Regions from separate parts of the Mus musculus genome. Here regions 2, 3, 4, 5, 6 and 7 are each linked to region 1. The links are chromatin loops, found by intact Hi-C in ENCODE. Cell type or tissue: heart. All regions are shown on one strand. Links, peaks and the distances in the headings refer to the core of each region. The heading gives the core; the rest is flanking DNA. Region 1 holds the start of Plekhg1 (pleckstrin homology domain containing, family G (with RhoGef domain) member 1). Region 2 has its middle 50 kb from the start of Iyd. Region 3 overlaps Plekhg1 (pleckstrin homology domain containing, family G (with RhoGef domain) member 1). Region 4 overlaps Plekhg1 (pleckstrin homology domain containing, family G (with RhoGef domain) member 1). Region 5 has its middle 84 kb from the start of A330032P22Rik. Region 6 overlaps Plekhg1 (pleckstrin homology domain containing, family G (with RhoGef domain) member 1). Region 7 has its middle 71 kb from the start of A330032P22Rik.

Evidence for each region. Peaks named below come from ENCODE experiments on the same cell type or tissue, not always from the same donor. Only the 100,000 strongest peaks of a DNase experiment are listed, where the experiment ranks them.
Region 2: a loop joins it to region 1, with 2.5 times the contacts of the local background. A loop is called at or near these places in 3 of 42 quality-filtered maps.
Region 3: it touches region 1 in a loop (4-fold over the local background); 5 of 42 quality-filtered maps call a loop at or near these places.
Region 4: a loop joins it to region 1, with 7 times the contacts of the local background. A loop is called at or near these places in 16 of 42 quality-filtered maps.
Region 5: a loop joins it to region 1, with 8 times the contacts of the local background. A loop is called at or near these places in 6 of 42 quality-filtered maps.
Region 6: it touches region 1 in a loop (5-fold over the local background); 4 of 42 quality-filtered maps call a loop at or near these places.
Region 7: a loop joins it to region 1, with 3 times the contacts of the local background. A loop is called at or near these places in 6 of 42 quality-filtered maps.

What each region holds. Positions count from the first base shown.
Region 1 is chr10:3,739,660-3,744,187 of GRCm38, reverse strand. It overlaps Plekhg1 (pleckstrin homology domain containing, family G (with RhoGef domain) member 1), which reads right to left and starts at 3,811. Exons shown (of 17, transcript NM_001159942.1): 1 at 3,648-3,811. The region is part of intron 1 of Gm30164 (a long non-coding RNA gene); the gene reads left to right. In heart, for the core only: CTCF peaks have their summits at 2,860 and 3,779; DNase peaks (open chromatin) are centred at 927, 3,137, 3,367 and 3,837; H3K4me3 peaks cover 2,133 bases; H3K27ac peaks cover 1,116 bases.
Region 2 is chr10:3,588,383-3,592,910 of GRCm38, reverse strand. No RefSeq gene overlaps it. Among named protein-coding and RNA genes, the nearest start is that of Iyd, 50 kb to the right of the region's middle. In heart, for the core only: no CTCF peak of the experiment used is centred there; DNase peaks (open chromatin) are centred at 920 and 2,070.
Region 3 is chr10:3,803,256-3,807,783 of GRCm38, reverse strand. The region is part of intron 2 of Plekhg1 (pleckstrin homology domain containing, family G (with RhoGef domain) member 1); the gene reads right to left. Among named protein-coding and RNA genes, the nearest start is that of Gm30164, 46 kb to the right of the region's middle. In heart, for the core only: a CTCF peak has its summit at 2,208 (motif pointing left); a DNase peak (open chromatin) is centred at 2,273.
Region 4 is chr10:3,941,678-3,946,205 of GRCm38, reverse strand. Plekhg1 (pleckstrin homology domain containing, family G (with RhoGef domain) member 1) reads right to left here. Exons shown (of 17, transcript NM_001159942.1): 12 at 282-315. It also overlaps the pseudogene Gm16148. Among named protein-coding and RNA genes, the nearest start is that of Mthfd1l, 29 kb to the left of the region's middle. In heart, for the core only: a CTCF peak has its summit at 2,125 (motif pointing right); no DNase peak of the experiment used is centred there.
Region 5 is chr10:3,632,175-3,636,702 of GRCm38, reverse strand. No RefSeq gene overlaps it. Among named protein-coding and RNA genes, the nearest start is that of A330032P22Rik, 84 kb to the left of the region's middle. In heart, for the core only: no CTCF peak of the experiment used is centred there; DNase peaks (open chromatin) are centred at 2,522 and 2,682; H3K27ac peaks cover 379 bases.
Region 6 is chr10:3,832,154-3,836,681 of GRCm38, reverse strand. All of the region lies in intron 2 of Plekhg1 (pleckstrin homology domain containing, family G (with RhoGef domain) member 1), which reads right to left. Among named protein-coding and RNA genes, the nearest start is that of Gm30164, 75 kb to the right of the region's middle. In heart, for the core only: a CTCF peak has its summit at 2,417 (motif pointing left); DNase peaks (open chromatin) are centred at 891 and 1,821.
Region 7 is chr10:3,644,996-3,649,523 of GRCm38, reverse strand. No RefSeq gene overlaps it. Among named protein-coding and RNA genes, the nearest start is that of A330032P22Rik, 71 kb to the left of the region's middle. In heart, for the core only: no CTCF peak of the experiment used is centred there; no DNase peak of the experiment used is centred there.

The sequences.
Region 1 (4,528 bases), core at 418-4,417:
GCCCTGGTCACTGCAAGGGACACACCTGAAGCTGCAGCATTTAGGTTCCCTAGAGATAAGCCGTTCAGTGATGAAGCAGGGCCCATTGCCAGATCAGCAGGCATGCCTATCATCCTCGCTGAGGCGGTCCATTGCTAACTACATAGTCAGCCAGATTCTAATCACGTGGGGCTCCCTCATCTGTCAGTGAGTTCTACTTGGCACAGCTGCCCATGACTCTGAATGGCCCAATGGATCGGACTCAACTTTTCATTTCATCAAGAGAGATTGATCCAGGAGGTTTGGAGTGAAACATGAGCATCTCAGATGCCTGCTACACATCACAGAGAGACTGTCAAAAAGAAAAAAGTTGTCTTGGTTTGTTTGTTTGTTTGTTTGTTTGTTTGTTTTTCTGTCTGTGCCTGAATATGCTAATGCTTTGCATTAAAATCACATTTTTCTTATGTCAAAAGATTATTATTTCTCTCCCTTAAAGAGTGGTGTGGTTACACTCACTTGTAAGGCCAGCTAAAGTGGGAGAATTGTGAGTTCAAGGCCAGTCTGGGCTCCATAATAAGATCTTGCTTGCCGGGTGTGGTGGTGCATGCCTTTAATTCCAGCACTTGGGAGGCAGAAGCAGGCAGATTTCTGAGTTTGAGGCCAGCCTGGTCTACAGAGTGAGTTCCAGGACAGCCAGGGCTATACAAAGAAACCCTGTCTCGAAAAACAAACAAACAAACAAACAAACAAACAAAACAAAACAAAAAGACCTTGCTTAAGAAAATTGAGGGGGAAAAAACCCAAAGAAACAAATAAATAGTTTATAATTATGAAAATGTGTCCCTATACAACTATCACTCTGAGGCAGTAGTAGAGGACAGGTCTCAGTCACAGCTGAGTTCAATCACAGTTCTGCCAATGGAGCCGGTCCAACAAAATCCCCGCCCCCCAGGGGTCAGCTTATCAGCAAGTCTCATCCTCAAAGCACACCACATGTGTGGAACATTTAATATGGATTACTCCACTCAATCCTCAGCCCAGCTCTGAAGTTTAGGGGCATTCTTTCTGAAATAGATGCAGGAAGTGGTGGGGGGAGGGGAAGGAAGAAGGAAAGATAAGAAAAGCCAAATAATGTTTGTTTGGTTACTTGTTTGCAAATAATTGTTACTTTCCTTAGTCATAAAATGATCCATGTCAGCTCAGAGCCTTAGCAGGGTCCCGGTCTGCAAACTCATGGGGCACAGACAGGAGCATCAAATTCAAGGCTAATCCTAGAACGTGTGCTCCCAATCACTCTAAATCTCCAAGACTCAGAGGCTGGCCCACATCATCCAAGAGCCAACCAAGTTTGAAGAGCCTGGAGATCTAATCATGTCTGCAGCAGGATTACAAGGTGACAATTGTTTCAAAGACCCTACTACCAGCAGTAAAAAGAAGAAAGCGCCACACAAAGAGGATTGCAGCACCCAGGCTATAGATCAGATACTGTTGTTAGTTTACTAAAGGCTCCAAAGACTGCAGCTACTCAGTTATTTTTCCATCTTTTTTTCAAGTCAGAATACAAATTAGTAAAGTTGAATTAAATCACAAAAAGAAATCATAACCACAAGTGAGCAGAGTAAAATACTACTGGTTGTCTTTGGTTTTGAAAAAATGAGAGTGGCAATTTCTATGGGTTACAGTGTGACTGTTTAACCCATTTGAATGATAGCTGTAATCTCCCATGGAAAGTTTAAAAGGTATATATGTATAAATGAATATATGTATATATTATATAATATATTACACATATTTTGTTATTATATATTATAACATATTTTTGTATTTAATATATTTATACAATATACCAATATATTTACATGTATTTTATATTATATTTACATTATAGTATAGATTTATATTTTATATACTATAGTATTTATGTTATATAGAATATATTAATATATATTAACAATCATCTATACTAAAGGCATTGAGGAAAGTGGAATCACAGGGGAAGGACAGGCGCAGACAAATTTTATCAAAGAAAGGCAGATTTGGGCACCAGTTTGACTACCAAACAGCTGTTCCCGTTCTCTCTCTGTTTTATCCCTTTGCAAAAGGCTTTGGGGGGAATCTGTCATGCAAGGGAAATGGAAGGAAGGTCACACAAGGATTACTGGTGGGGTCCCACTTGCGGAGGAAGCCAGGGAGGTCAGTGAACTCTGGAAAAGAAAGTTTCTTCCTGGTCGGTTTTAACGGCTTAGACGGGGTGCAATTCCAAGAGACAAAAAGCTAAGTCAGGAATCAGGAAGCCAGACTCAAAGATGTTAAAGGGTCAAACACTAGCCCATCACTTTTGTATAGAAGTGTTAACTACTGTAGAATAAATAAATACCCTGGACTGAAAGGGGTAAAACCAATTAAAACTATGTGGTTCATATACACTGCTTTAACAGTGAGGAAGTACAAGCTACCAGGATTGCTTTTCCTCACGTCCCACACAGTGTAAGGCTAAAGTTGAGAGGTTTTAGATCTCTGACACGATAGACTTGGATACACTTTAAAAACAAAACAAAACAAAAAAAAAAAACAAAAAAAACATCAGTTTAACAACAACAACAAAAACCAAAACTCATCTATTCTTTGAAAGTATGCGAACTCCAGAAACTGAGAATTCAAACAGGCTGACCACAGGTTTTAACGCAATCTAAGCCTGGAATTCAATTAAACGTTAAATCTGACCCAGACTTAAGGCATCCTACTGGTTTTGTATCCAATGTGTATTCAGTTTGTATCCAGAGTGCCCCTAATCCCCAAAACAACCCTCCCGAGGTGACTGGGTTTCCTGAGAAGATAAAATCGCTGTCAAAATAGGTGCAGTAAGCTCTGGCCACCTGAAGGTGGTACAAAGAGAGCGCCAAGAGCCGCCAGAGCTTAATGAAATTCCAGGGTTGCACACACAGTCAGCTTTACACATACCAACTTCATACAACACATCCAAGCAATCAGCTACATCATTGTTTCTCAGGAACATTGTGAAACTGAGGAAGCCAACCACCCTCTCCTCACTGGGCGTCCTGGACTGTAGAGCTCTGAGACTCCATGGGGGACACAAAGAGGGGGTCTGCTCTAGCAGTCACCCCGGGGCCTGCTGCCCGCCCCCCAACAACCTTTTCCTCTGGCCAACAGTCCACACAGTCGTAGCCAGCTAGGTATTACCGTGTGTCCGGGTGACGGATGGGGCACAGCTTCTAGACTCCCGGGTCACTCCTATAAAGCGCTGACTTGCTGATTTGGGGGCGCCCACGCGAGTTTCTGCCCCACGCAGGACTGCTCCTAGCTGGAGCACACAGCACTCCCCGCCATCGCGCCCGCACCGCTGTTGGGGTGTTGTCCAGACTGTCCTATTTGGGGATAGTTCCGCTTGACTTGGGGGCGCGGGTGGCACACGGCGCGCTTGAGCAAACTTCGCGGAGCTGCAAACTGCAACCCGGGTGGCTGCAGCAAGGGGCGGGAGCGCCGGGCTAGCAGGTCCTGCCTGAGTCGACCCCATCAGTCGACTGCCAACGACCCCATCAGTCCCCTCCCAGGAGCAGCGCTCAGAGACACCCCCCGCCCCGCCCCCCCCCCCCCCCCCCCCCCCCCCCCCCGCCCAGGGCCAGGCACTGCGATCCCGCTCTTCCCACCTGCAGATTCGGGGCGCGTGGCCGAGGTCCCCGGCTTCCCTTGTCTGGTCCCTGGAATAGTCTCGGCGGAGCTTACGGGAGAGGGGCGGCTCCCGAGCGCTGGCTCCGCGGTGCGCTGCGCTCCAGCGCCGGCTCCGGCGGCCCCGAGCCCTGCAGCTCGCCTGGCTCCACTTCCTCTTTCCCACTCTGCTCCCGGCGTGTCCCGCCCCGCCCCGCTCCTCGGTCCGCTGCAGCGGGTTGCGGTCCCCGCCCGCCTCCACGGGGCCCTGCGGGAGGAAAGAGGCAGAGAGGAGGAGGCAGCTCAGAAAGAGATTAAGCTTGCTCTCTGGAGCTTTGCCAAAGACAGCAGTCAAATTACAGCCTCTGGGGGGAAAGTTTTTGTCTCTTTTCTTTTTTCTTTTCTTTTCTTTTCTTTTCTTTTCTTTTCTTTTCTTTTCTTTTCTCTTCTCTTCTCTTCTCTTCTCTTCTCTTCTCTTCTCTTCTTTTTTCTCTTCTCTTCTCTTCTCTTCTCTTCTCTTCTCTTCTCTTTCCTTTTCTTCTCTTTTCTCCTTTTCTTCTCTTTCCGTTTTCCTTTCCCTCTTTTTCTTTTTGTTTTTCTTTTCTCTCTTCTCTCTTCTTTAAAAAAAAAAAAAAACTCCCTGCTACTGTGTTAACAGCCACATCGCTTTCTTTTTTCTTCTCTTCTCTGGGCTGTTGGGGTACAGCTAAGCCTTGGACATGGCCACTTCCCAGAGTGTTCTGAAATCGGATCCAACACCGTTTCTTTGCATCCAAACTCGAATTTCACACTGTAGCTTATGATGTCACAACACTAGGAAATGGGAGAAGGGTGCTTACTGGGTTCAGGCATCAGCACCCCCACCACCCCAGTGAACATACTG
Region 2 (4,528 bases), core at 401-4,400, 150 kb after region 1:
CTTACAGAGAGGGAAAAATAATAATAAGTATTGAAAGGGAGTACAGAGTTGAGGAAAATTAAAGCTGGAGAAAGGGTGTTCTCAGAAATGACCCAGTGGGAGGGCCTGTTAGGCAACCGTTGTATCCCAGGCCCATCCATGCCCACCCTCTTCCAAGCACCGCCTTCACAAAACACAACACAACAAAACAAAACAATGAAAAAACAAAAATCAAAAAAACAAAAAACAAAAAAAATCAGCATGTAGGAGACGAAATCAAGAGCCTGTGTCAGGCTCCCATAAAACCTAACATTTTTACCATCTTTAAATGTATGTGTGCACATATGCATGTAGGAATGCATGTATACATGCATGCATGGATGTGGGGGTAGGGCCAGGCCTGGAGGCCAAAGGGCCATCTCTGCCTCATTCATTGCTTAGGCACCATCCATTGCAGTTTTTGGTTTGTTTGTTTTTGTTTTTTAACAGTCTCTTGCTGGATTGGAGCTCATTGAGTAGGTTAGGCTGGCTAGCCAGCAAATCCTGGGGACCTTGCCTGTTTCTGTTTTACCAATGCTGGGGTAGCAAACACACGCCTGACTTCTTAACATATGTTCTGGGGATCAAACTCAGGTCTTGGCAAGCATATTATTGACTGACTAAACCATCTCCCTAGCTCAAATATTTATATACAATAAATGTAGTCCCCCTGGCTTCCTTTCTTACATTTTTACTGTGAAAATAAATCCAAGACTGGGGGAAAAGTCTTTTGTTTTACTTCAATGCTAGGAAAAGGGTGGTGAATGAAGGCGTGGTGGAGTGACCTCATGCATATATTAGCCCCGCTCCTCCAGAGAAACTGAACACAATAATTACACACACCCAGGCACACACCCAGGCTGGTTTATCTCCTGCAGGCAGAGCTACTGGCCTGAGCCCTAGCTCTTTGCAGCTGGCTCAGCAACCCAGCAGGGAAGGTTAGAGCAATGGGGTCCTTCTTGTCATTGTTGTTCCTGAAGCCTCTTCCTGCAAGAAGTCCCACAGGGTCACATCCTGCATGGATGTTAGTTCTGCACAGCATGATCTAAATATTTAAAGGCACCGTGTGTGCATATAATTGCCTTAGTACAGAGGGGAAGTTTCAAGTCCCCACCTCCCTCTAAATTGCACTCACAGAAGTGCTATTATCCCAGGTTACTGACTGGATAGGTAAGGGCAGTGCAGAACTGGCCTTTTCCTGGGTCATTTTATTGTACTGGATTTCATAAGGCCATTTCCATTCACTGCTCATGTTCATTAGACATGACCCCACCTACATCCTCTTTCTCACCCCTCAGCATCCCCCAGGCAATATTGTCCTGCATTTATGTAGCATGTGATTTTATTCCTGACTAAATGAAGCAGCTGTCCAGGTGGAAAGGACATCCTGGATGCTGCATGATCCTCTCAAAGGATCTTTCACTCAGGGCCCTTGGGGCCTAGATTTCTGGGTTGTAACTTTCCAGCATCCCTGCTCCCCCTCCACTGCACATTTTGTCACATCAACCCACCTCTACCCGACATGGCAGCACCGTGGACCACAGCACCATCCAGACCCCAGCCTCACACTGGGAAAGAGAGTGGAGGGATAGGCTGACAAGTCATAGTTCGTGCAATGGATTCTGGAAGTTATATGTTTGCCCTCAGTCACTGTCCCTCAAACTCCCACATTTGCTCTTGCCTCACATCTGGTCCTAATGACTTTCAGCAGACACCAGAGACAGGACCTTGGTATTCAAGGGCCTTGCTACAGTGCAAGGTGTTTTGCCTAAGGGAATGTTATCTACTGGAATCAGAGCTCATTACAGCACTCCTGACAGCTCACTTCATGGAATTTTGTCCTTGGGATGGGCACCATGTGTCCTCCGGCCACTTTGCACTGTCTCCCACCTTGGATCTATAGTAGAGGCAGTTACTGACCATGGCTATCCACTTAGCAGTTCACTTACTCCCTATCTGGCCACCTGGACCATGCTTCCCCAACCCCTCCCTACTCCAGAATGAGAGCTCTGTAGTGTGCTTTCTCTATGAGAGGCTGTTCTGTGTTTCCCCAGATGTATTCCCCAGCTGCTTCCTCCATTTGCCATCAGATCCCACACCCATGCTCACTCTAGAAGGCGAAGAACATCTGCTGGATTTTTGCCCTGTAGCCAAAAGTCACACGTTGACTCTCCATTTTGGTCAAATAACTTCAGTGTGACAATTTTCCAAAAGGAAACCTAAATAGCCTAATATTTGGGGAGTTAGAAATGGATGAACTCAGCAGTGAGACAGGTAGAAACAAAGCAAGGGTGTTGGCATTTATACAAGTGTGTTTACAAAACCTAGCCTTGTGTTTACAAAATCCTCTGAATAGGTTTGTCCATCCAAATATAATACAACCTGAAGTGTTGAATTCCTCTGACACTGGGACTCTGGCTCCCAGGCCCGACTGCTCTTCACTGAGTACTTCACTGATGAAGGTCTTGTTTGAAGTAAGCAACTTTCAATCCTATGCAAACTCACTGTTCTGCAAGCTAAAGAAAAATTGTCTTAGAACAGTGCATCCTTGTTATTCCTATGGAAGGCAGATTTCTCGACGTTGAATGAACTCCCTTCAGAAAACTAGATAGGTTTTGAAAGTTGCATTAAACTTCCATAGGTATGCAGAGTGTGTGACTGCTTGCACAGGGACTTAAGCATGACATGAATTAGCGATCCAGGTTTTCCGAGGTGCTCCCATTGTCTTAACTGTCTTAACAATGTCCTAATAGAAAACCCTGATTTGCCGGGCGTGGTGGCGCACACCTTTAATCTCAGCACTTGGGAGGCAGAGGCAGGCAGATTTCTGAGTTCAAGGCCAACCTGGTCTACAGAGTGAGTTCCAGGACAGCTAGGGCTATACAGAGAAACCCTGTCTCGAAAAACCAAAAAAAAAAAAAGAAAAAAGAAAAAAGAAAAAAAGAAAGAAAGAAAGAAAGAAAACCCTGATTTTTATTTCCCACCAAGCCCTTCAGACCTGTCCCTGCTTGAGGGCCACTGTTGAGAAGTGGCTGGTTCTAAGCAACACTTCAGAACCTTCTGTTCTGCGTGTGATTGTTTATTAATTCACATGCATGCTCGCAATCCACTCTAGTGACTTAAGCCCTCTTCCCTGGTAGACTGAGCTTTCAAAAGCCATTTTTTACCCCATTTAAAGGTGACAGGATGGGTCAAGGTCACAGGAGTTAGTCTGATCTTGAGGCTTTTGTGCTAGGTGGAAATAAAATACTTTCTTTCATCTCTCCCAGTCAACTCAGAAGGACACCTCCAACCACTCCAGGTTTCTCTTCAGTATTCCAAGCTTGCTCTTTCCATACTCACAGTAAATGGCAGAAATTTGTAAGGACAATTGTTGGAGAGAAATAGCAAGTTTATCCAACTAAAGTTTGCATTTGTCACACTGGAAAAAGATGAATCTAGAAAATCAAGAGCAACAAGCATGGTGGGCTGTATCCAGAGTTCAAGATTGGTTGATTTGAGATGTAGGGTACAGAGGCTTGGACTAGGGGCATCCCCTGGGACTGAATCCACGTAAGGCTAATGTTTCTCCCTTCCTAAGAGGAAGATATGCCACAAAGTAGTGGAGGACGGTCTAGAAAGGATGTGGGCTTGTGCTTATGAATATTTAATTTGTACCTTTTAATGGCCTGAGTTTTTTTTTAAATAATCTTATTTAAAAATAATTCTGACTTCATTCTTTGCCCCTCCCGGCCCCCCTTCCCTTCCCCGCAAACAGAAAAGAAGGCAAAATAGTGCTGAGAAAGCACTTCACATGGCTTCCTCCTCACTTTGCTGGTCTTTGTGTCCAGACTCATGGCTCCCTGGGTATACTTGAGGTTAAGAAGAGTGTCCTAAGTACTTCATCCTTCCTCCCCACCCTCCCACAGTTCCTGTCCTTCTTGGAGTCTGTGCCTTTTACTGGAAGAACTTCTGAGTGATTAATTACCATATCAGACTGCGCTAAGACGTGGATGCAGACTCCCCCTTTTCCTAGATGTCCTCAGGAGTCCCTCAAGTCGGTGAACCTTGTATTTGCTTACTGTGAACACAGACAAAGGAGACCGTTAACCTGTTTGGCAGCCTAGAGACTTATGGGCGCAAGTGCATGTTGAAAGTCATAGGAGAAGGGACACAGATGACAAACAATTGCCACCTCTGAAATAAAGTACAGATACAACCAGTCATGAACAAAGGACAACAACTGCTCCTCTCTTGCTGTCCTGCTGTGCGTGACCTTGCTCTGATCATGCCTCAGTCAATCAACAAATATGATCCTTTATTGATTATAAATTGCCTTTGGGGTATGCTGTCCTATTTTCAGAACCCTGGTCTGAGAAATACAAAAGTATAACTTCTACTAGGACTGTTCCTCATGGACTAGGAAAATAAGCAACACAGAGAAGATCTGTATTCATAGTTTATTAAGTCACTGGGCTAACCCAAAAGAACAAGGTGGTGTGGCCATAGCAGCTAAGGATTATCCCTCTTT
Region 3 (4,528 bases), core at 389-4,388, 64 kb before region 1:
GCATGGTAGAGAGGGTAGAAAAGGGGATTGACTTTAACATACACTTCACTTACTTGACCACGAAACTATAAATTTCCTGCCCTTTCCTCCATCCTGACTTCCCCCAAAATCTATCACCAGAATTGCTGATTCTCAAAGCCAGGGAGAGGGGGAGGTGTTAGCATTCCTTCCCCCAAGGATATCCCCCTCATGAGAAGACAAGTGTTTTGTTTTTGGTGTTACTGGGATTCGAACCCAGGGCCTTGTACATGCCAGCCATGTGGTCTACCACTAAGCCACACCATAAAGTCCCAAGCACGTAAGCAATATTTCTAGTGAACAACTCCTCCCCAAGTCCAATGATAAGTATAAGACAGATGCTGCAAAGGATAGACATGGACAACATGAAGGATAAGTGCTCCAAGCAAAGTTATAGTTCAACAGAAAGGGGAATGTTAAACTTAAGTGTCCATTTTAAACTTACATTTTGTTCTCATGAAGAACATTCAGTAGCCTCCTTGCACCCATCCCTAGGCATCCATGAAAGGTCTACAACGGGGCAGGCTGTACCCCAGCTTCTGCATGCAAAGTTCCTACAAATACACGTTAAAGAAAAACAGATGCCCACTCTGTAGGTAAAGTAAAAAATGGACACTTTTTCTGAATGATGTAACTCCATTGGATTTTTTTATAGTTACTACATTTAGTCTGCATAATACTTTTAATATTGATATATTTTAAGAAATCCTCATTAACAGTGCTGTCAGGTCAGGCCAAGAGAAAGTTGGAAGATTTCGCACTGCAAGAGATTGAAGGAAAGTGATTCCATGACTTTTTAAAGTAGCATGCTGCATTCTGGTTCCTGTGCTCCAGCAGTCTGCCAAGAATCCTACCGGATGGCCGTATCGGCGATGTCTAGTCTGATACAATGAGTTACTTATTCATCATATGAATCATTAATGACGTAGACACTGATTATTGTTTTTTAGATGACTTCCGACAAATCAATCAACCCTGAGTCAGATACTTATAGGCCCTGGGACACAGTAGTAAGATCACCTACAAGTCCCGTGAGGCATGCAGGGTCTATTTTACTGCCAGCATACTTTCACCAAACTGTGTGCAAATTTTAGTGGTTAAAAAGCTACAATTCACATCCCACAAAGATTTCAGCTACAAGACTATTATTGGTTTCTGATGCATCCCAGTGGATTCTACTGACCTGAGATAGGTTCAGTGAGTGGTCCTCCTTCTCATGATGGAGGAACACCTCATACAGGGATGTAAGAAATGACAATGATGCTCCAGAGATGATCCCAGTGCATGGTAGGATCATGGGTACTGTTGATCACAGTCACAGCTGCGCTTAATCTTAACTAATGTGGGGAATCTGTCATCTTGAACCCTTGGCATCTTTACTGAAAAGGAGTTCTCTGGCCAGAGTTGAGTTACTCAACTCAATAGTATAAGAGGCTCAGAAAATGCCAGCAGAAGAGTAACAATCAAGATGCCTGGTATGAGGTTGGAGAGACAGCTCAGTGGTTAAGAGTACTGACAGCTCTTCCAGATCCTGAGTTCAATTCCTAGCAACCACATCTGTAATGGGGTCTGATGCCTTCTTCTGGTGCATCTGATGTTACTATATATATATATTAAAAAAAAGAAAAGAAGAGAAAAGAAAAGAAAAAGAAAAGAAAAGATACCCAGTGTGACTTTGCAACAGTAAGGGGCATGCGTCTGTTCCTTAGGCTCCCCTTTAGCCTCATACTCTTATAGCATCTCCATTCTAAGGTCATTTCATCAAATATTTTGGGTGGGAGAAACCCTAAACAAGAAGCTGGAGGAAATAACTCACAGGGGCAGGGGGCAGATATGTGGTTTTTGTTGTTGTTGTTTTTTTTATGGTGCCCCCCAAACTGTAGTATTTGAGCTGAACACACACATACATATTATGCCAACAGAAAGAGCATGGGTTTCTGATATCCTCAAGTAAACAAACTCTATATATACCAGACCTATCCTTCTCTGACATTTGAAGTTTTTGTACATTAGAACTGCCTAATCTAATCTTGCCAATCATGGTCAGCCGTCTTATTTCCTAGTCTTCCATCTGCAGAAGATAGAAAGAGGCAACACATCTGTCTACAATTCTCTGACCCTTCTGTTCTGTTTAAGTAGCAACCACATTGTCAGACAGGAGCATATGACAGAAAGTGCTGCCCCCAAGAGGACAGCACTGTGGTTTGTTATACCTGGCTCCCGAGTTCCTGCTCTTTCCTAAGGGACCACATACACTTCTGTGTCCCTGCCAAAACCCTTTGGTATCAAAGTACAAAGACTGACCAGTACTGTTCGCCACTGAATTCAACAACAGGCTATTTCAGAGCAGGGCCTGACTTTTCTAAAGCAGGAAATTATCTCATTCTTCCAGGAAACATTTGACCTCCTCTTATATGTCTGTTTTTTTCCTAAGGTCAGCACAGCACATAAAGATCCCCGTCTTCAGGGAGCTGATCTTTGTGAAAGAAGATTTCCCAGATAGTGAACGAACTTAGTTTGAGTTAACAAGTAGCTCTGAGGAGATGGTCTCCGCATCACTGATAGTCACCAAAGTTGAAGACAAACAAAATTAGTTTCTATGAAACCAGAATGTGGCTTTGAAAGTAAATGAAACCAGATGAGCCACAGACACTGAAAAGTACTTGCACTTAGCCATATAGATCCATGGCACCACACCTGCAATTCTGGACTTCCTTCTCCAAAACAGCAAGGAGGCACAGTAGGCCAACAGTTCCCAAGGAGCATATAGCTAAGGTTAACCAAGGGACCCCAAGTTAAGTGTCACTCTCTTCTCTTACTGTCTGCATTATATCACAAAGCAAACAATATCTATAGGAGACCAGATGGGAAAATAGTTATTTAATTTTAGGAAAATCAATTGAGTAATCACAACTATCTCATGTATCAATATGTCATTTTTTCTGTCTTTGTAGACATAGCCAAGTATCACTCTAAGAAGAAAATGATAAATTCATTAACAGAGAACATAATCCTTTCAAAGAGGGAGGATGAGAAGGAAGAGGAGGAGGAGGGGGAGGAGGAGGAGAAGAAGGAGGAGGAAGGGCAGGAGGAAGAGGAAGAATCGGAGGAGGGGGAAGAAGAGCAGGAAGAAGACAGCAAGGATGAAGACAGAGGAGCTGGAGACAGATCTGCAATAAGAACTCTCACTCCTTTTGTAGAGAATCTGGGTTCAGGTCTCAGTACCTACTTCAGGTGCTTTCAACCACTTGTGACTCTAGCTCTTGGGGGTTCCGCCATCTTTTGGCCTCCACATGCACCCAGTTACACATGGTAGATATAAACCTACATGGATATATATGCATGTGCATAAATAATAAACTTTTTTTTAAAAGAAAATTTCTACTCTATGTCAAACAAAACCACAAAATGACTGACTCTTACAAACATGTTTGTATCTGAGTGTGACTTAGTCATTTGGGTCCTGTAGGCTTTGGGCATGTTGGCCCTTGTCTTCCTTCTTTCATAAAAAAATTGTTAAAATGATGTATCTTAGTTATGTTATGAAGACAAATGTCATTCAGATCCAATACTATATATTTCTTCATATATTTATATTTTTCTTATACTTTGAAGAAGTTAACTAAAATATTTGCATAAGTTACTACAGGTAGCCGTGGGAACTGTGCCTAATGGATAAACCAACATTGGACCACAAACCTTTGTTGTTGTTGTTGTTGTTGTTGTTGTTTTAACTGAGTGAGCCTTCTAGATAGACACAAATTAAGCAAAATAATTGATAGGACGTTTCCTGATAATGATGAAGACTTCCAGGGGGCAACTCATTGTCTCATGAACTCTGATGAGGTCAGACACAGGCTTGGGTCCACTGAAAGATGGTCTTTCTGACACCTTTGAACTTTTCCAGAAGTGCTCAGCACATCATATGTGTACAACTCCTGTGAAGCATTATTATGTTGTGGGTTGAAGCTGTGAAGAGCTATCCCTGTAGTTCTCAACCTGTGGGTCGTGGTCCCTCTGGGGATTGAATGGACCCTTTCACAGGGACACCAAAGACCATCCAAAACCACAGATATTTCCATTGTGATTCATAGCAGTAGCAAAATCGCAGTCATGGAAAAGCAACAAAAATACATTTATGGTTGGGGGTCACTACAACATGAAGAACTGTGTTAAAAGACCACAGAATGAGGAAGGTTGAGAACCATTGCTCTAAGTCATTGGTGAAGTTCAGTTTCTTTTCTTCTTTCATTTTTTTCATAAACCACACACACACACACACACACACACACACACACACACACACACACACACACACACTGTGATTACCCAATGCTCAGAAAAATTCTCATACATTCCTATTACTTTATGGAATTTTGATCTGGGATTGAGCAGTGTTCTTCGCTTTACAAACAGCCTCAATTGTGGTGAGAGTTCAAACAGTATGGGAAGGAAGAGTCTAGTGCCTAGGCCAAACGAGCATGGGCCCTCCCTTTGCCTTTTAAACTAC
Region 4 (4,528 bases), core at 188-4,187, 200 kb before region 1:
CACATAAGGTTTGTTTGTTTGTTTGTTTGTTTGTTTTTGGCTTTTCGAGACAGGGTTTCTCTGTGTAGCCCTGGCTGTCCTAGAACTCACTCTGTAGACTAGGCTGGCCTCGAACTCAGAAATCTGCCTGCCTCTGCCTCCCAAGTGCTAGGATTAAAGGTATGCGCCACCATGCCCGGCCACATAAAGGTTTTTATACAAGAAAAATAAATGAATTAAGTCTGCTTAAAAAAAAAAAAAGAACGCTAAGGAAACAACAACACAAAACAACAACAACTCACGGATGGCGTCCATTTCAAGAATCGCTTGCTTGGCCTGAAACAGAGAAAATGTAAAGACAACTAGTGAACAAGTATGACAGAGATCTACCATACCTAAATAAATGGATGCTAGAAGAAAAACAAAACCCTTACTATTTCTTTTGGGCATTAATACAAAGTTTAGGAGATTCGAAGATTATCCTAGGTACAATACAGCAAAGACTTGATGGTTAGTTTTAACAGTGATTTTGACACAGTTTAGTCTTACTTGGGAAGAGAGTCTCAACACTCAACCCTTTAATACAGTCCTTTATGCTGAGGTGACCACTTCAACCATAATTTTTTTTTGCTACTTCATAACTATAATTTTGCTACTGTTAGAATCATATTGTAAATATCTGGTATGCAGGATATCTGATTTCTGACCCCTGTGAAAGGGTCATTTGACCCCCAAAAGGGTCTCAGCTTACAGGTTGAGAACCTCGGGCATAGATCAAGTTGGCCTGTAGGTGTATCCGGGGGTGGGTATCTTACTTTTGTTAACCTGTATGGGAAGACCATTTGGTATGGGTCACAACCCTGGGGTTGTGTCCTAAACTACACCAGAGGCAGAGAGCTCAGTTGTAGCCCACAGACATTAATTTCTCTCTGCTCTGGACTCTGGATAGAATGTGACTAGTGGCTTCACGTTCCTGCCTTGATGTTCCAGTTAGGATGGAGTGTAACCTGGAACGGTGAGCTGAAATAAACCCGTCCTCCCCAAACTGCTTCTTTCGTCAGGGTATCTCAACAGCAAACGAGATGGTGGTACCCAAGTCTTTATAGAGAGATACATAACTTATACCGAGCTTGTACATGGCTTCCTATAAATTTTAAATTGGCTCTAGATTACTTATAACACCCAACAGTTAGTAAAGGCCTTACAGATAGTTTTATTCTGTATTGTTTAGGCGAGTAAAAACAAAACCAAAAACAACCCAAGCCCACTATGTACAGTTGCAGGTCAATCATTTGTGTCTAATCGCAACCCGTGGGGCAGCTCTCTCACCTCTTGGGATGTGCTCTCTCAGCTATAGGGTGGGACAGCAGGACCTACCTTTCCCAGTACCATTAGCATCAATTGACAGGCACAGCCACAGCCCCTGTCTCTACCCTTCTGGGGAATAGAGCCTGATGCCTTGAGGCTTCCTCTCTCCACACTTAGCATTTCTACCCAGAATGCTTTGTTGTTACTGTGGCCACATGTTGCTAATGCTTGGAAATAGACTGGGTTGTCTTACTCCATCAAGCTAGCAGCTGATGTAGGGGAGAGTCAGCTGAGGGGATGTTCCTTTCTCTCCAACGCTGTTTACGTTTTCCCCAAGGCTACTATAATTTGATCTACATACACTACATTATATTAACTAAAATGATTTTATTTCTAATTTGCTGCAATCTGGTATCATGGAAAAACTACTTGGGCTGAATGGTAATCACGCTTAATTAAAAAAATTAAAAATGGAGGTGCAGACAGGAAAGAAAACATTAACAGTCACTTTAATTTTGAGGAATATAGTCACCTAGTTCGTATACTTATCTTCTTACTATATACTGAGGTTATAGCTGGAGTTAATTTCAAACTCAAATGACAGCTTAATCTCTGGAAAGTGGTTTTCTAGTTCCATTTTAACACTTGACACATGGAAGCACTCCCTTCATCTTTACGCTCAATTAATGTGGCTCAGTTTGCACACTATGAATATAAATGGGGCATGTGACAAGTTCCAAGAAACTCCTTTACAAAGCTATTCCATAAGAAAGCTTAATCCCCTTAAGTCTTACAAATTATTTCAGAAAAGAATTCTTTCCACGTTGTCCACTAGGTGTCAGCCAAGGACCACTCGGGAGCTAGAGGTCTGGGTGGAGGCTGGCAGAATTCAGTGACCCATCGGCCACTGTGTTGACATTACAAGATGGGGTATACACGTTTGTTGTTTAAAGTGCCCCATTAGACATTTGTTTGATTTCACAGAAATAAACACATTTGGAAGGCCTTAAGAAAACAATTGAGTAGTCTTGATGAAAGACCTTTAAAAAAAACCCTTCATTTAATAACCCTACTTAAATAGAGCAAAAGAATTATTTTTAACATTTCAGTGGATAGAGTATATTAAGTCCGCTTTCCTTTCTAGTGGGGAAAATACGGTTTAGAGGTTCCTTGAGGCCAGATGTTTGGGTTTGAATCTGAATTAGGCCATGCACTGGTTGTAAAATGTGGACAGTGGACTTCCTGTTTCTGACTCTTGCTTTTACTTCTCTATCAGAGGAAGAACAGGACCTGTCTCCGAGGTATTTTACTGAGTGTGAAGTAAGAATACAGTATACTTACCACTATGGTTATGTGTTAATACATTAATACGCTGTAAATTAAAATCCATTTTAGATTCTAAGTGGACTAATAACTAGGGTGAAAGGAATAATTTTATTGTGGCGGTTTTAACTGTTTTACACATCAAGGGAGAGCCATCAGGAATATGTAGGATGGAAGGAAGAAGACAGGCAAAGTGAGCGGTCTCATTCGGTAACTAGCCTTTCAGAATCTTGTTAAGCAATTGGATTTTCCCAGGATTCTTGGGACCAGTAGGCGGGGCATATCAATGTCTCATGCAGAAGGGTCCAGCCTGAGTAACCACAGGAGAAGGTGATCGCGGCTCTGCGTGAGTTCCCTTGTATTGCACAGTGGTTGAAAAAGTAAAACTCACACTTGAGCACACACCTCTCTGCACAGATCCTAGAGGCCAGCCTGGATGTCTTTTCAAAACACATATGATCCCAGCACTTAGGAGGCCAAAGCAGGGGGCGTTCCAAGTTCAAGGCTTGCCTGGGTTATATATATAGTGAGACCCTGTCTCAACCAGCCAACCAACCAACCAAAGGCAAAGACAAATCTTTCCTTTCCCAGAATTTCTTCTGATTTTCCCCATCAGTACCACTCTATGACCCTGATGTCACTTCCTGTTCTACTTCTCTCCTCCTGGTCCCATCACAGACATCCCACCATCCTCACAGATGGCCATTCACACCCAACCCTTTTAGACTTTTGCTACGTCATCTCTAATAACTGTTTCCTCTACTCCACAGCAGCATGGTAAAGCCATCCCAGAACATGCACACACCAGCGTTGCCCTGCTTCTCAGGTAGGGTACCAGGGACCATCCTCAACTTCAGATTTCAGGTTTCCCACTGAACCAGCTGACTTCTGCAAGTCTCTTTCCCCTGTTCAGCCTGGAATCATAGTCACTGCAGCTACAGGCTCATGAGTGTGCAATGTTCTCTGTTCCCCAGCTCCACCTGTCCCCTCCCTGCAGAGGAACTCCTGTATGCCATGCTCCCTTAGGGCAGTTGTTAAGTGGTTTGTTATGACGCCATCAAACTGATTCACACAGCAGTCCCACAGCCCCAGTCAGGTCTTTGGCGTCTTCCAGATGGGACCTGAGTCACCTCCAGTGACAGGATCGTCTTCCTTTGCATCGAATCTGACTCTCTCCATTTTCAAGGACAAACCCTCTTCCTGTGTCGTCACTCACAGTAGTGTCTCTGATCCTTTATGATTTCCTAATTCTCCTCAGTTCCCCGCCAGACTCTTTCCAAGGCTCCTCTCTACCATCCCTGTGCTTACGGGCCCCATTCCTTCCACCTCCCTTGACAAACTGCTCTTCTGCATCCTGTTGCATCCTGCCTCTTAGTCTCCCCAGACAACTCAGAAACCTATATTGTGTTTTCCACCCAGATAGTGAGCTTTGCTTTGATGAGTTTTCTCTAAACTGCATCTTTTTGAACTTTGGGGGTGGGGCAGTCGGTACCAGTCTGTTCTCTAATTTCTTTCAACCCATTGCAAAAATCCCAGTTGTCGAACCCACACTCTGCATCTGTTTTGCCCTCTCAAGGTGGAGGTTCTTCTGTCCCCTCCTTCCTCACCAGCTGTCCCTTCCTGCTCTTTACTGGGTTTCTGCTGTTCTCTCTGGTCTTCCAGGTGCCCCTCCCCCAGCAGGTGACTTGCTGAGATTCCTAAGACTCCTCTTTTTTTCCCTAATAATTTTTTTAAAATTCACTTTACATCTCGATCGAAGCCCCTCCCCCTCCCCCTTGCTTCCCCACATTACAAGCCCCTTCCCCCATTACCCCTCCCAGTCTCCTCAGAGCAAGGGGCAACCTTGTTTCCTTTATACATTCTTGTGGGCCTTAGCCCTGTCAAGCCTTAGGGCCTCAGTCACTGCCTCTCCTAATCC
Region 5 (4,528 bases), core at 201-4,200, 110 kb after region 1:
TTCTATTCGCACTGCTCTGAGTGGCCAAACTGGAACTAGAATTTTGGATTCTTAATTCCTAGCCCATGACTCTTTCTACCAAATGTTAGTGCTTCATAAACCAATAACATTGAAATCTATTAAGCACCCAGCATCCAGATGTGGTACCCAAGCATGCAGTGTTCACACGGCAACGCTTTAGGGAAAACAAAACATGCGTGATACCCTGAGCTCATCCAAATGACTTTGTCTTATGAAAAGAAAATGTGCTGTGACTTTTATGATTTAACACATAATGAGACAATGCACTGGAAGATGTCTCCTCTGTGGCAGCTGTAAGTGGAGAGAAAGCATGTGTGTGTGTGTGTGTGTGTGTGTGTGTGTGTGTGTGTGTGTGTTTTGAATGTTTGCTAAGATCTTGGCATAGTTTTTTTTTTATTTGTCATGGAATACTTTTTTTAAAATTAAACATTTTGTTCATTTACATTTCAAATAGTATCTTCCTTCCCAGTTACCCTTCCACAGACCCCCCCCCATCCCATCCCTCTTTCCTCCCTCCTCTTTGCCTCTATGAGGGTGCTCCTCCACCCACCCAAATCCTTCCTCACTGTTATAGCATCCCCCTTTGCTGGGGCATTAAGCCTCCATAGGACCAAGGGCCTCTCCTCCCATTGATGTCCTCATGGTACCTTCTCCAAAACTGACCATATAATCAGACACAAAATAAGCCTCAACTGATATAAGAACATTGAATTAATCCCATGTATTTTATCAGACAACCATGGACTAAGGCTGGTCTTCAATAACAACAAAAACAACAGAAAACCCACATACACATAGAAGCTGAACAACTCTCTACTCAGTGATAACTTGGTCAGCGAAGAAATAAAAAAAGAAACTAAGGACTTTTTAGAATCTAATGAAAATTAAGGCACAACACACCCAAAGTTGGTATAGTTTTTAATAGCTCCCTTTTATTCCAGAAAACTCCAAATTTAAAAGACAATTATATTATCATGATAATTACAAGAAATTTCTAGCAAATAAGCACTGTTGTAGCATCTGCTGCTTGTTTTCTTTTTATTACTGGAAATAAGTAGTGAGTTTGGGGTAACAAGCTTATAATCAACGTGTAAATCACGCTAGACTGGAGGAAAGAATACACTTTTCTCTCTTACCATTCTGGAGAAAACATCTCAGTTGATTCACTTGAAATGGCCTCAGAGATGATCATGAGAACACTACTTAATGCGAGAAAGAGGAGTGTCATTTTTCTGGTGCCCCGGTTATAAAGCTACAGTTGTTCAACTAGGGTTTTCAACCAGGAACATGTTAAATGCTGAGCATGGTGGCACACACACTTGGGAGGCTGAGGCAGAACAACTGAAATTTGGAGGCTAGCCTGGGCTATGGGGGAAAGACGCTGACTTAAAGACAAAGGAAATTCAGTGTGATGTCTCCCTCTGAGCTCACTGGAAACGTATCTCCTCACTCTGTGTAGTTGTAACCTTCCACCCATATAAAGAGCCCAAGATTAGATAAGGTAGTGCATCACTTCAAGGTACATAGCCCTTCATAGAATATATAGGATTAGGACATCCACAATCACTCCAGGCAGAGGTAGGAGTTTCTCACTAACCTGGGTTGCGGATCCTGTAAGTGCCACCTGGGACACTTCTCTCCCATGCCCAGCGAGTGGAGAGAAAAAGTAGAGTCAGAGCTGCTGGCACAGATCCATGATTCCAGCCACTCAGGAATCTGAGGCAGTTCGAAGCCTGCTTGGACAGTAAAGCGAGTTCAAAGACATTCTGGGGTGAGATTCTGTCTCTAAATGCAACACAAAAAGAGGGCTGGAGATACTACTCAGGATAACGTGCGCGCGCGCGCGCGCGCACACACACACACACACACACACACACACACACAGAGGTGGGGCAGAGAGACAGAGAGACACTGAGAGCACTCCAGGAATTACAATTAAATGTGCTCTTGTAAGAACTTAGACAAGATCCATCCATTTGTCTAAGAATTTCATAATTTCATTGTTTTTAATAGCTCCGTAGTACTCCATTGTGTAAATGCACACATTTTCTGTATCCATTTCTCTGTTGAGGGACATCTGGGTTCTTTCCAGCTTTTGACTATAGAGCTTAGAACAGTGCCTGAAAGTAAGGGTAGTTTTGCATTGCTGTGGTTGAGTATTTGTCATTGCTGTTAGCAATGACAACAAGGGAGGTTTTAGTTCCGCACTGTCACTATAATCCCAATCAAGGGCTAGCACTGCTGCCTTGCTGACGTCAGTTATTATCTTCTTCCTTTCCTTATTAGTGAATAGTCATCCCTCCGGACTGTTGTCAGCCTGAGCTGCTGAATTCATGGCTGTTCTCCAGCATCTGCTTAGGGTTGAGGCTGTGGGATGCTGCCAGTCCAGCCATAGACACTGTGGACAACAGCATCCGTTCCTTTCACTGCTGAGTCCTAGACTGTCTGAGATGACAGTAACTGTGACAGCCACCTCCTCCCTCAAGTCTGAGTAAGAGGGTGTGGGGGAGGTAGGGAGGATGGCTCATGCTTTTCCTCAATGAGGCAGGGGGAGAGAGAAGATGGAAAGAGGAAGGGGGATGGAGAGGGGCAGGGGTTGTGGATCCTATGGGAGGAGGGGGACACTCCAGGCCACCCTTGAAACAAATGTTTCCAGTGACTCTCTCACATAAAAACAACTCTGCCTCCTCCCCTGCAAGAGCCCAACCAGCTGTTTCCACTTCCGTAGCATCTGGTCACTTACTGAAGTGTTTACTAACTTCTCATGCAGAACTTTTTAAATAGAGGAAAACCAGGAGCTTGTCTGTACCAACTAGACAACAGAGATAAGGGAGAATTCAGAGACAAACAACAGAAAAGCAGAATTAAGGCCTGGAATCCAGGCTTGATCAGGACAGCGGATTGATTGCTCTTCGAATCTGTGACTTTCCCAATCATTGAGAGGACTGAGCCCTCTCTATCCCACAGTGATGCTGGATGTAATGGACTACAAGGAGACCAGAGCTGCTCAGGAGCAACCCAGGATGACAGCAGGAACAACATCATGCTCGAAAGCCAACACCTGTGAAGCAAACAGAATCTCTGAGCTTGATCTCCAGCTCTGCCTCCTGGGAACTGTGTGACATGGGGTGAATTACTGACCCTCTCTGAGCCACTGTTTCATCATTTACCAAATGGAAAGAATAGTATTTGCAGTACTAACAATTTAAGCTTATCCCCAACTAGCTTACAAATAAATGAGACTCAAACTATGGTTATTTTATTTGGCGTTGACAACTACAGGGGTCACCTCTAATCTACTCTTCTAACTTCTGGCTTGGCTACCTCCCCAGCAGTGTACCCCAGATACTTGCTGAACCTCCAGACCATGAGCTCATTGTTCCTCTGCCCTCATGGCGGCTTCTTCCTCCTCTTTCTTCCTGGTCTCTCCTCCTCTGACCAGGTCACTCTAAACCCACCCACCTCTAATCCTTCCAGTAATTGGCTGTATCCAATTGTATTTAACCAATAGTTTTAAATCAAGGAACAAAGTTTGTATAACAAAAGCTTGTAATCATGAGAAGTCATTCGTAGACCCAGACGTCCTTGTATAAAAGCATTACAATACATAGCAATAGACCAAACCTCTACAAGTATTAGCTTCATAGGCTTGTTGTGGAGTTAAATAAATTAATATAAAGCACTTTTTTGAAAAATATTGCTTGGCCTTTCCTAAGCATTTCAGCAGCATCTGCTCTCTTTACTATGAGTACATGTAAGTTCTCACAACTACTTTAGAGGGCACAAAGAAATGCTGTTTGTTTAATACAATGAAGAGTTATTAAATCAAATGGACTAACAAACCCACCACCTCAAATGCACAATGTGTTTCTGAAGATTTTCAAACTTACTTTTGGAGAAATACTAAAATGTGTAGTGGCCAATTATTTTATTTGTCCTATTGTGTCTATTATCAGTTCTGTGATACTGTTAACAAGACACCTGAGACCATACACCAGCAGAAAAGAAAGGCTTACCTTGGCTCATTTGTAGACTACAGGAGCAAAGGACATTCACCTTGACTTGAGTTTCTATAGGTGGCATGTCCCTCTACCATGAATGGAATCCTCACCTGCTGAGAGAGAGAGAGAGAGAGAGAGAGAGAGAGAGAGAGAGAGAGAGAAAGAGAGAGAGAGAGAGAGAGCGCGCACAGCATGTAAACTCTTTTTCTTCCCTGTTGTGATTTCAATGTGAAATGTCCCCCATGGTCTCCTGTGTTTACACATGTGGTCCCCAGCTGTCTGGGAAGGTTGTAGAATCTGTAGGTCCTAAAGGCTCTCAACCTTGCTAATGCTGAGACCCTTTAACACAGTTCTTCAGATTGTGATGACCTCCAACCATAAAAGGATTTTGATACTACGTCATAACTGTAATTTTGCTACTGTTATGAAGCATAATATAAATATCTGATGTATAGGATGTCTGATTTGTGACGTCCCTCATCCCTCAGTTGAGTACTACTGCTTTA
Region 6 (4,528 bases), core at 390-4,389, 93 kb before region 1:
GAGAAAAGGCTGGCCTTAGAACATGGGAACTTGCATTGGGGCTTGCTTGACCAGTAAGGAGCTCCGGAGGCTCCTCCTCTAAGCTCTGCTTCCTAGGCTGAGAGACAAAGCAGCAAAGGCAGGTGCTTAGCCTTTGTACCACCATGACTCACATTCGTGTTCCTAATGAGTCCCCTTTAGCAGGTTACAATGTGGCCTGGCCTTAGAGCTTCTTCTACCTTCTGGATATCTGGCTGAAACAGTTTCTCTCTTACAACAAAAACTTTCTCTCTTACAATAAATATATGTAGACTATTTAAAAGTAGTTTTGTTTTTGTTTCTTAAAGACAGGGTCTCCTATAGTCCAAACTGGCATCCAACTGGCTGAAGATGAACTTCTGTCCTACTTTCCAAGCACAAGGATAACAGGGAGGCCCTACCATGCTTGGTTAATGTGATGTCAGGGATTAGAATCCAAGGCTTCCTGTGTGCTAGTGGAGCTACATTTGCAACCCTGGTCCGAGTCTTCTTGCAAATACTTAACCGAAGAAACATGGGCCAAAGTCACTGTCACAGCTATACAAATGACAGCATTTAGCTTTTATACCTCTGTAAATTGGTAGTTAAATAGAACCAGATGGTCCACACCAGTGCAGGAGGATGGGGGTTAGTAGCAGTTCAGACAAGGATCTTGAATTTGAGGCAAGCCTGGGCTAGCTAGCAACTTCAAGAGACCTGTTCTAAAACAAAACGAGAAGAGGAGCTATGTAGATCAAGAGCGTACCATATCTAGGAAAAACATCTGGAAATCCTTCGCTTTCAACACGTGCCGGGATGAAAGAGTCATTCCATTTACTGCTTAGGAAGCGCTGGACTCAGGGTCAGATAGAAGCCATTCAAGGGGCAGCCGGCCAGCTCTGGAAGCTCCAGGGAGCTTGTTGCTTTTGGGTGCCAACTCGCTTACGCAGCTGGCTCTGAGTCTCTCCATAGGTCGGCCAGCAAGACCAGAGAGTTCTAAGTAAGCATCTTTAGAAGTTCAAGGTCTAGACAGAATAGAATGAGGTCAGGTATTTATCTCAAAAAACTTTTTTTTTTTTTTTTTTTGTGGTGAACATGCATTTCAGAAAGAACCACAAGAACCTTTTGAACCAGGTTAACACGAGGCTTGCATCTCCGTCATCCGCTCTATTGTTGCCCCAGAACAATAGTAATGAAATGGAAAATGAATATAGATAGTGGGAAAATCAGGAGCTAAGCACTTTGTCCATTTCCCATATCAGAATGGCGACGGAATAGAATCTAGGCTAAAAGATGCCAGAAGCCAGTACCATACCTTCTCGCTCAAACCTCTGAACACAGTTCCACTTTCAAATGGAAGCTTTTGAAGAAAACGAACATAGGAATAAATAGCTTTTGCTTTGTGCCCTGTGAAGGTCTCTAGGTCTTTGATGAGGAAAAGGAATACATTGCCCCTTGAGTAAGCTATCCAAAATTTATATAAGCTAAGAAAAAAAAAAAAAAAACCAGACTGTAGAGCTGTTACTTGTAAGCCAGTAAGCTTGTGTCTATCTCCCTGAATCCCTTCATAAAAAGTTACCCAGTCACATCAAAGTGTTAACCACATACCGTGAATCCGAATCCCACCTTGTCTCTGTGGGGCGGCTGGCTTCAATTCTGCTCTTCTAGGGGAGCTCCGATTCCTCCACCCTCTGACCAGTGTGCCCACCATGGTGGTCGACAACATGTTCCTATGGTCTTGCTGGGGTGAAGGGCAGCCTCCTTGGCTGCCACCGGCAGGCAGGAGGATCATGTCCTCCTGGGAGGTGCTCCACCCAAGGGAGACAGGCCTGGGCAGTTCCTCCCACCTCTGTCCTCCACCCACATCCGCATCTTGCCTGTGTCATGAGACCTCTCTCAGGAGGCTCAGGGAAAGTATGGGAGAGGAGACAAGAAACAGCAGACAATAGCAAAACTTAAAAATGAGACTGAGGGACAGAGGCAAGCAAATAGAAGCACCTATCTCTATGTATGATATGGAATTACTTTTGATTTTTTTTTTTCCCTTAGGACTAAAGACATTTTCAGCATTGAAAAATGGCTGTGAGAGAGGTGAGGTGGAGTCTACCAGTTTGCCTCAGACTATCTTTCTCTGCCATACTGGGTATGAGATTTCTTTATCTCACTTCCGGGGGACCATCCTTCCCCCGCAACAGACCTGGTTTACAACCTGAGTGTTTACTTTAAGCATTATATTGGTCTTTTAGGATGGAGGGGTTAAGAGACTTAGCAGTTCACAGCCATGTATATTCTCAAAGCCTTTTCGAAGATGAGCTTATTGCAATGGAGGGATCATCTTCTTTTATGAGCTGGCTGGTGGCCTCTTTAAGAGTACTGAGACCATACTAATACCCCATGCTGACATAGGTGCCCCCTACTGGACAATATGTGAGGTGCACACAGGTGAGAACAAAATCTGCATTAAGCTGGGGGTAGGGGAGAACTAGGTAAGTAGTTCAGAAGATAGGTAAACTACACAAATCTCTTGACTTGACCACAAGGTTTTAATTATTGCTTTTTATTTATTTGTTTGTTTAAAGGCAGTATTTCCATAACCACATATCAGTGTTTTAAGGGTACTCACTTTACATATGCCATTTCCATACTTAGTTAGCTTAGTACTACTTTGACTCTCACCCAATCCTGTCCTATTGTCTTTCACTATAGTCACTACCACATGCTAATTCTTGCTGTGCCATTTCTGTGTAATCCTTTCAAAATGTCATGAAATGTTGGCATCTGTTGTAGAGAACGGAGGTAGAAATGGAGGATGGGAATTTATAATAGTATGCAAACGAGAAGCTCTGGGGTCTATTCACACCACACCTTGACCCCAGGGTTAGATCAGGTCCCATGGTGGGGTAGAAAGGGCATTTGATAGGAAGTATGGTTCCTGGACCTCCCGCGGTCCTCCTGTGGCAGTAAGCATCTCCATTCCTTTTTGGAATGGTGTTTCCTTGGACTATGGGTAGCTCTGGTCACAGAGTACTGAGCTGAGCTATGGTGGGCTCAGAGAGAGCTACTTATAGGGCAATGCTACCTCTCTTACAGGGAAAAGGGCGATGAGGTTTCCACAGATCTCAGTTCCTACCACACCCAGACTCACAGAGACAGGCTTAACCTGCCTTCAGATGGGGCTACTCCCTGCACAAGTATGGTGGCCTCCAGAGAAGGATGGCATTAGAGCCAGGATGGGCACTGGTGGAGGCCCTGAGGCATGGTCCAGTGTCTCATTAGGAGAGGATAAGGAGGCAGAAATATGGCTGTGTGTTACCTGGAGACATATCTCTTTGTGACCCCCGTATCCAACTGTAATGGACAGAATAGGCTGCGAAAGGAGCTGTTAGCATCACAGGAGAGACTCTGTCCATATACAGAGAAGTCATCTTTGCCGTGCTGAGGGTGAGTGGAAGAGACAAGAGCAGAGCTAAAAGCGAAGGTAGGTAGTAAGCCCAGAGAGCATGACTAACTCCCTCCTAGGAGCCTCCTCTCTAATCATTCCTGCTGCTATATCATTGAGAGCTGGGCTCCAAAGGGCATAGAATACATAGGGCTTGTGGTTAAAGCTGTTTTTAAAAAGCACAGCAAATGGCTCAAATTCAGACATTCTGATCCCTGCAGAGCCACTGTTGACAGCCACCAGAGGGGACGGAGAAGTTCATGAGGAGGGCAACTAATGAGGCCAGAGGATGTGGCAAGTACAATTCTCTAACCTCCACCCACCCTCCTGTGCTCTTGTCACCAGGAGACAGGTGAATCACAGTCCGTCAGAAACACTAAACCGTGCTTGCTCACTGTTAACTGTTGTTACGTTTGCTCTGCCTTAATCAACCGGCTCTTCCCCAGCCTCACTGGGCCTCAGAAAGACTTCACGGGCTTCTCAGGACTTTCCCCAAGGGGCTCCTTCTAGACAATGTTTGACACAGGGCCAGGAGGCCCACAATATCTTCAAGGTGTTAGGACCCATCGTCTTTATCAGTGTTTGCTCCCGCATAGTACATCTAGTTAGCACATGCTATGCTGTGTGAAGTGACTCCATTCCATGGTCCAACGTGCATGGACACAGAGCTTATGTCTCTCTACGCCCATCCTTTATCTCTCTAGGACCCTTGCTTGCTTCCACTTTAGGTGTTACCCCAGCAGCAGGTGCTATCTGTTAGCATCACTTATCTTTGCTCTGCTCCACAGGCCCTTGTCATTCCCATGGTTCTCTTGCTTGTGATGTTTTAGCCCAGAACACACTTTGTCAACATTGTCCCACCTCTTCCAGCCCCACACAGAACGATACTCTTGATACCACTGAGAAGGGTCCCATAGGTACAGTCGCTCAGCGCTTAGCAGGATGCTGGCCTATGCTTGCTGGCGGCAGCAAATAGACCCTCAGTATCCATAGCCTCCCCCACAGGAAGCTGAGCAATGACCATGACTGCTGTGAGAAACAGGGACAGGAAGAGGAAGAAGAGTAATGTCCTGCCCACGAGGTCAACTCCAC
Region 7 (4,528 bases), core at 115-4,114, 94 kb after region 1:
GTGATGAGAAGTCTGCAGGGCTTAGAGGGTTGCTTTGTGTGTCTAAGAAGAGGTGACTCTTCATTCTTCCCTCTGCCTCTGTAGAGTGAAAGGCCAGGATTCTAGCCTTCATTTCACAGTGGGAAACCAGACCTGGCGCGGGGGGGGGGGGGTCTTACAGGGTGTATCCCAAACAACTAGCATTGGGCTGGATTCCAGCCACATTCAGCAGTTTCCTTAGGACAGTTTGTGCCACCAGAGGAGTGACATGTCAAAAACTATGATGTCTTGGAGGGAGGGTGAAAGGCAGGATCTGTAAGAGGATCAGAGTGGTAAAAAGACAGGAACATCCAGATGTGGGTTCTTGGGGAAAGCATTGTCTGTGAGAATGTAGTTATGATGGGAAGATGTGTTCTGTGACAGGGAGGGACCCACTAGATGAGACCATGAGAAGGTGGTACCCAGAAGTGATCTGTCTTAAAATATATGGAGAGCTGTTGAGGAATTTTTGAACATAGACATGGTATTATTAGCAAAGATACGAGATTTAAAGGAAGATGCTTATTGTATTCAGAATTATTGTGCTCAGAGAACACACCTGAAATGTCACATACACACACATACACAAATGTGCATGGGAGAGAGAGAGAGAGTTGTAATGTGAACACAGAAGGAGTGAACATTAATTTCTTGGGCTTTCTAAATATCTCAAATATTCCAGTGTCCTGGATGCCTGCTAAGAACATGGGGTGGGACAGACTGGAAGATTGCCACCTTTCATAACCCTGAGACAACAAACCGATGTTTCTTGTTCTTGATATGACTCTTGGTGATGTGACCTCGGCCTCACACATAAAGCACCTTTCAATGAAACCATGCATGCCCCCTGTCCAAATATGATTAGTGGCCTTCAAAGACTCAGGAAAAGTCCAGGCTAGAATTCAAATAGCCACATTTACTCTGGGCTCCCTAGTAGTCCTTATTGTTTCTGTTAGGGAGATAGTCTAAGCCCCCTTGGCGATCTGGGTTAATAATTAACTGTGTTAAGCGACACTGATAAAATCCCTATATCCTGACTTGTGGTCACCAGAGTTGCTCTTCTGAGGACCTGTTTGATCTTATGGGTACATTCCGACGTTTGACTACCTTTATCTCAAAGCTTGAATCATCTTTTGTTTCTCACTGAGGTCTTTGTGAACTAAGGAGTAGATATAGAAAAATTTTACCCATTTGAGGGACTGTGAGTTAGTAGAAGATCCTGTAAAATGGTTTATTGACTGAACTGAATTCATCAGGTGTGAGTCCACCCCCACCCACCCAGATGTCTCTCCTTCCTCTGGATGAAACCTCACCATCGTCATCTGGGGCTGGGCTGAGGAAGAACACAGAGCTGTAGCACAGCCTTCACAAAGCTCCAGGAAGTTCTGAGGCTGGGATGACGAGGCTCACAGTATTCCAAGAGGTAATGAAGACTTTGAAGTCTTCTGTTTCACTTGTTACTCATTGGTTACTGCCTCCCCAGAAAGCAATGCAGTATCTAGGCAACTGGCAGCCCAGGACCCTGCAGGTTGCACTGTACCAGCAGAGGCCAAGTGCTTAACCTGTATCAGGGTATCCAGACCCTTCCACAGTGGAGCTGCAGAAAAATGGCAAGTGTAGTCCCACCACACTAGAGAGGTGCAAACCTGGTGCCTTCTGGAAAATGTTCAAATGAAGATTCATCACCAATAGGAGCCTTGGGGGGTTCTTGCAGGCATCCCCACTGAGGACCTCTGGGTACCATTCTCTTCTGTAGAAATGCCAGTTATACTGGCTTGTGTGCAATTCCCCTCCATTTGGGAATTTGCCCCTCTGTGGGATCCTTTGTCTTGAGCCCCAGTCTAGGTGACCGACTCTCGAGGTTTGTCCAGTACAACCCTGGTTCTGACACAAGAAACCAAACAAACATAAACAAAAAACAAACAGCCCCCACCCCCACCCCCTATGTCCCAGGAGACATTTCAGTCTACATCCAAAGAAAATAAAAGGACTTCCTCTGTCTGGCCATGTGGCTTTGTCTCATGGGGAATGTGTATATATGTGTGTGTACATGGCTGTTTCAGGTGCATGTATCTAGTCATGTTTACATGTATAAGCACATATGTATGTGTGTGTGTGTGTTTGTAACTCTACTCACCATTATACCCCTGCACAAATATTAGTGTGAAATTATTTAACTCAATTCTGAGGGTAACTTGACCCTCAGAATTTTTGCACCTAATGATGCCATACAATATACCTGAGTCATGGAATGGAGCCACTCTAGAACGTAAGGACCAAAGACAAATGAATGCACATTTCAACTTTTACAAGAAGGTATTGTGGGGGTGGGAGAGATGGCTCAGAGATTAAGAGCACAGTCTGCTCTTCCAGAGGTCCTGAATTCAATTCCCAGCAACCACGTGGTGGTTCATAACTGTCTATAACGAGATCTGGTACCCTCTTCTGGCATGCAGGCAGATACTTTACACATAATAAATAAATCTTTAAAAAGCAAACAAGCAAGCAAACAAACCACAAAACCAAAACTCCAAGAAGGCATTGTGCTGCAAATGTTTAACAACTGTCTTTCCCAAAGCAAAGCACTGATCTGTATCACTGACGATTTCTGTGTTGTATGTGTTCCCACCACAGCCAATATGTCAATGAACATGGACTAGAGAGAGATGCTGATAGAGTTCTGAGCATCCCTGAGATGAAGGGTTCAGACACAAGTAGATTCTAAGACGGGTCAGACAGGGAGGATAGGGAGGAGCCTTCAAAGGAAGCAGCTGGAGCAAAGAGCAGTAGAGGAAATGGGGAGAAAGGTCAAGGAAGCCGACCATTAGAAAGAAGCTGTGCACCCAGAGCTGTGCAAACTAGAGGTTTACTCAGATGCAAAATAGCTGCTGTCACAAGGGATCCCAGGACATTTGGTTCCACTAGGTGCTAAAGGTCAAGTTACCTTCAGAATTGAATTAAATAATTCCACAGTAGTATTTGTGCAGTGATATAATGGTGAGTAGGGTTACAAATGAACACACATGCTTATGTGTGTAAGCACAGGTATATACATGCACCTGAAACAGCCAAGTACATACATGTACACACATTCCCCCTGAGACAAAGCCACACGGCCAGACAGAGGGAGTCATTTTATTCTCCTTGAATATAGGCAGAAGCCATTAGAGAATGATGTCATTTCTGTTTGATTGTTCAAGGACATCTGAGAGATGAGAGACTTCGGAGAGAAACATCCTGCCCCAGTCTTTGAGGCTACAAACAACAGCAGCAAAACCGGAAAAAGTGTTCACATGAAATCTGGTTCCTTCTGGTAGATTTGCTGACTAAAAAGATTTTAAGTCAATGTTTATCCTTCAGGAAATACCTGGGAAGCAGGAATAGTTGTGTGTTCTCTGAAGGTGTGCACCCACTACAGAAATGCGAGACTTTGAGGAGATGACTGAGTTGGGTAGAGGCACCCGAGTGTGCTCTGGAGCAGTCCCAGGGTAGACAGAGTGAGTGACTGGCATTCTTGTTTCTCATGCAATAGTTCAGTTTGAAATTAAGTGATGAGGCTACAAACTCACATGTGTACCTGGGCTCATTCCTTAGCCAAGCTAGATCACACCTCACCACTAGAAATCATTATGAGGAAGGCAAAGCGAGGGCTGGGGAGATAGTTCAGTAGGTAAAGTGTTCGCTTTACAAACGTGACACCTGAGCTCTGTCTTCAAAACCCACATTTAAAAACTAGAAATGGTGTCTGGTGGTGCCTGATTGTAATCCTAGTGCCAGGGAAGGGGAGGTTAGTGGATTGCTGGGGCCCTGGGGCTTTCTAGGGTAATGTCAAGCCAGTAAGAGATATTTAAAAGAACAACAACAACAACCACAACACTAACAACATAGATGGCACTTGAGGAATGATATGGGAGGTGGAACTGTATTTTCCACGAAGGAGTACATGCTTTTGCACACTCATATCTGCAGTCACATGAGCAGACAGCCTTGCACGGGCATGCCCATGCACACACACACAGGGCAGGGGAGAAGCTGTGGCATTAAGCTTATCATTATTGTCCTATCTACTTACATTCACCTTGCCCCCCCCACCCCCCGCCATGTGTGTGTGTGTGTGTGTGTGTGTGTGTGTGTGTGTTGGGAGGGGAGGCTCTGTAGAGAGAGGCAGGACCAAGTCTTGTTTACAATGCAGGAAGTGGAACTAATTGAAGCAGAAACTTTGCGTGGGGGAAACTGGATTTAGATGTAGAATGGAGCTGGACTAGGCTCAGCTGCAGAGTGTGGGAGGCCTGGGGAGAAACTGGAAAGGCGGCAGGATGGAGATTCCTGGTTCTTTTGTGCTATTCTGCTAAAGCTGTTTAAAGACGAATCTGTTTTCTAATGGAAACCTCCTCCTTACAACAAGGCAGGATAAGCAAACATCTGGTGCTTCTGCTGAACTTTAGTGAGAACAACTGAGGGCCTGATTTTGTTACGAACTATGGAAATGAATGTGTGCCCGTGGACCCAT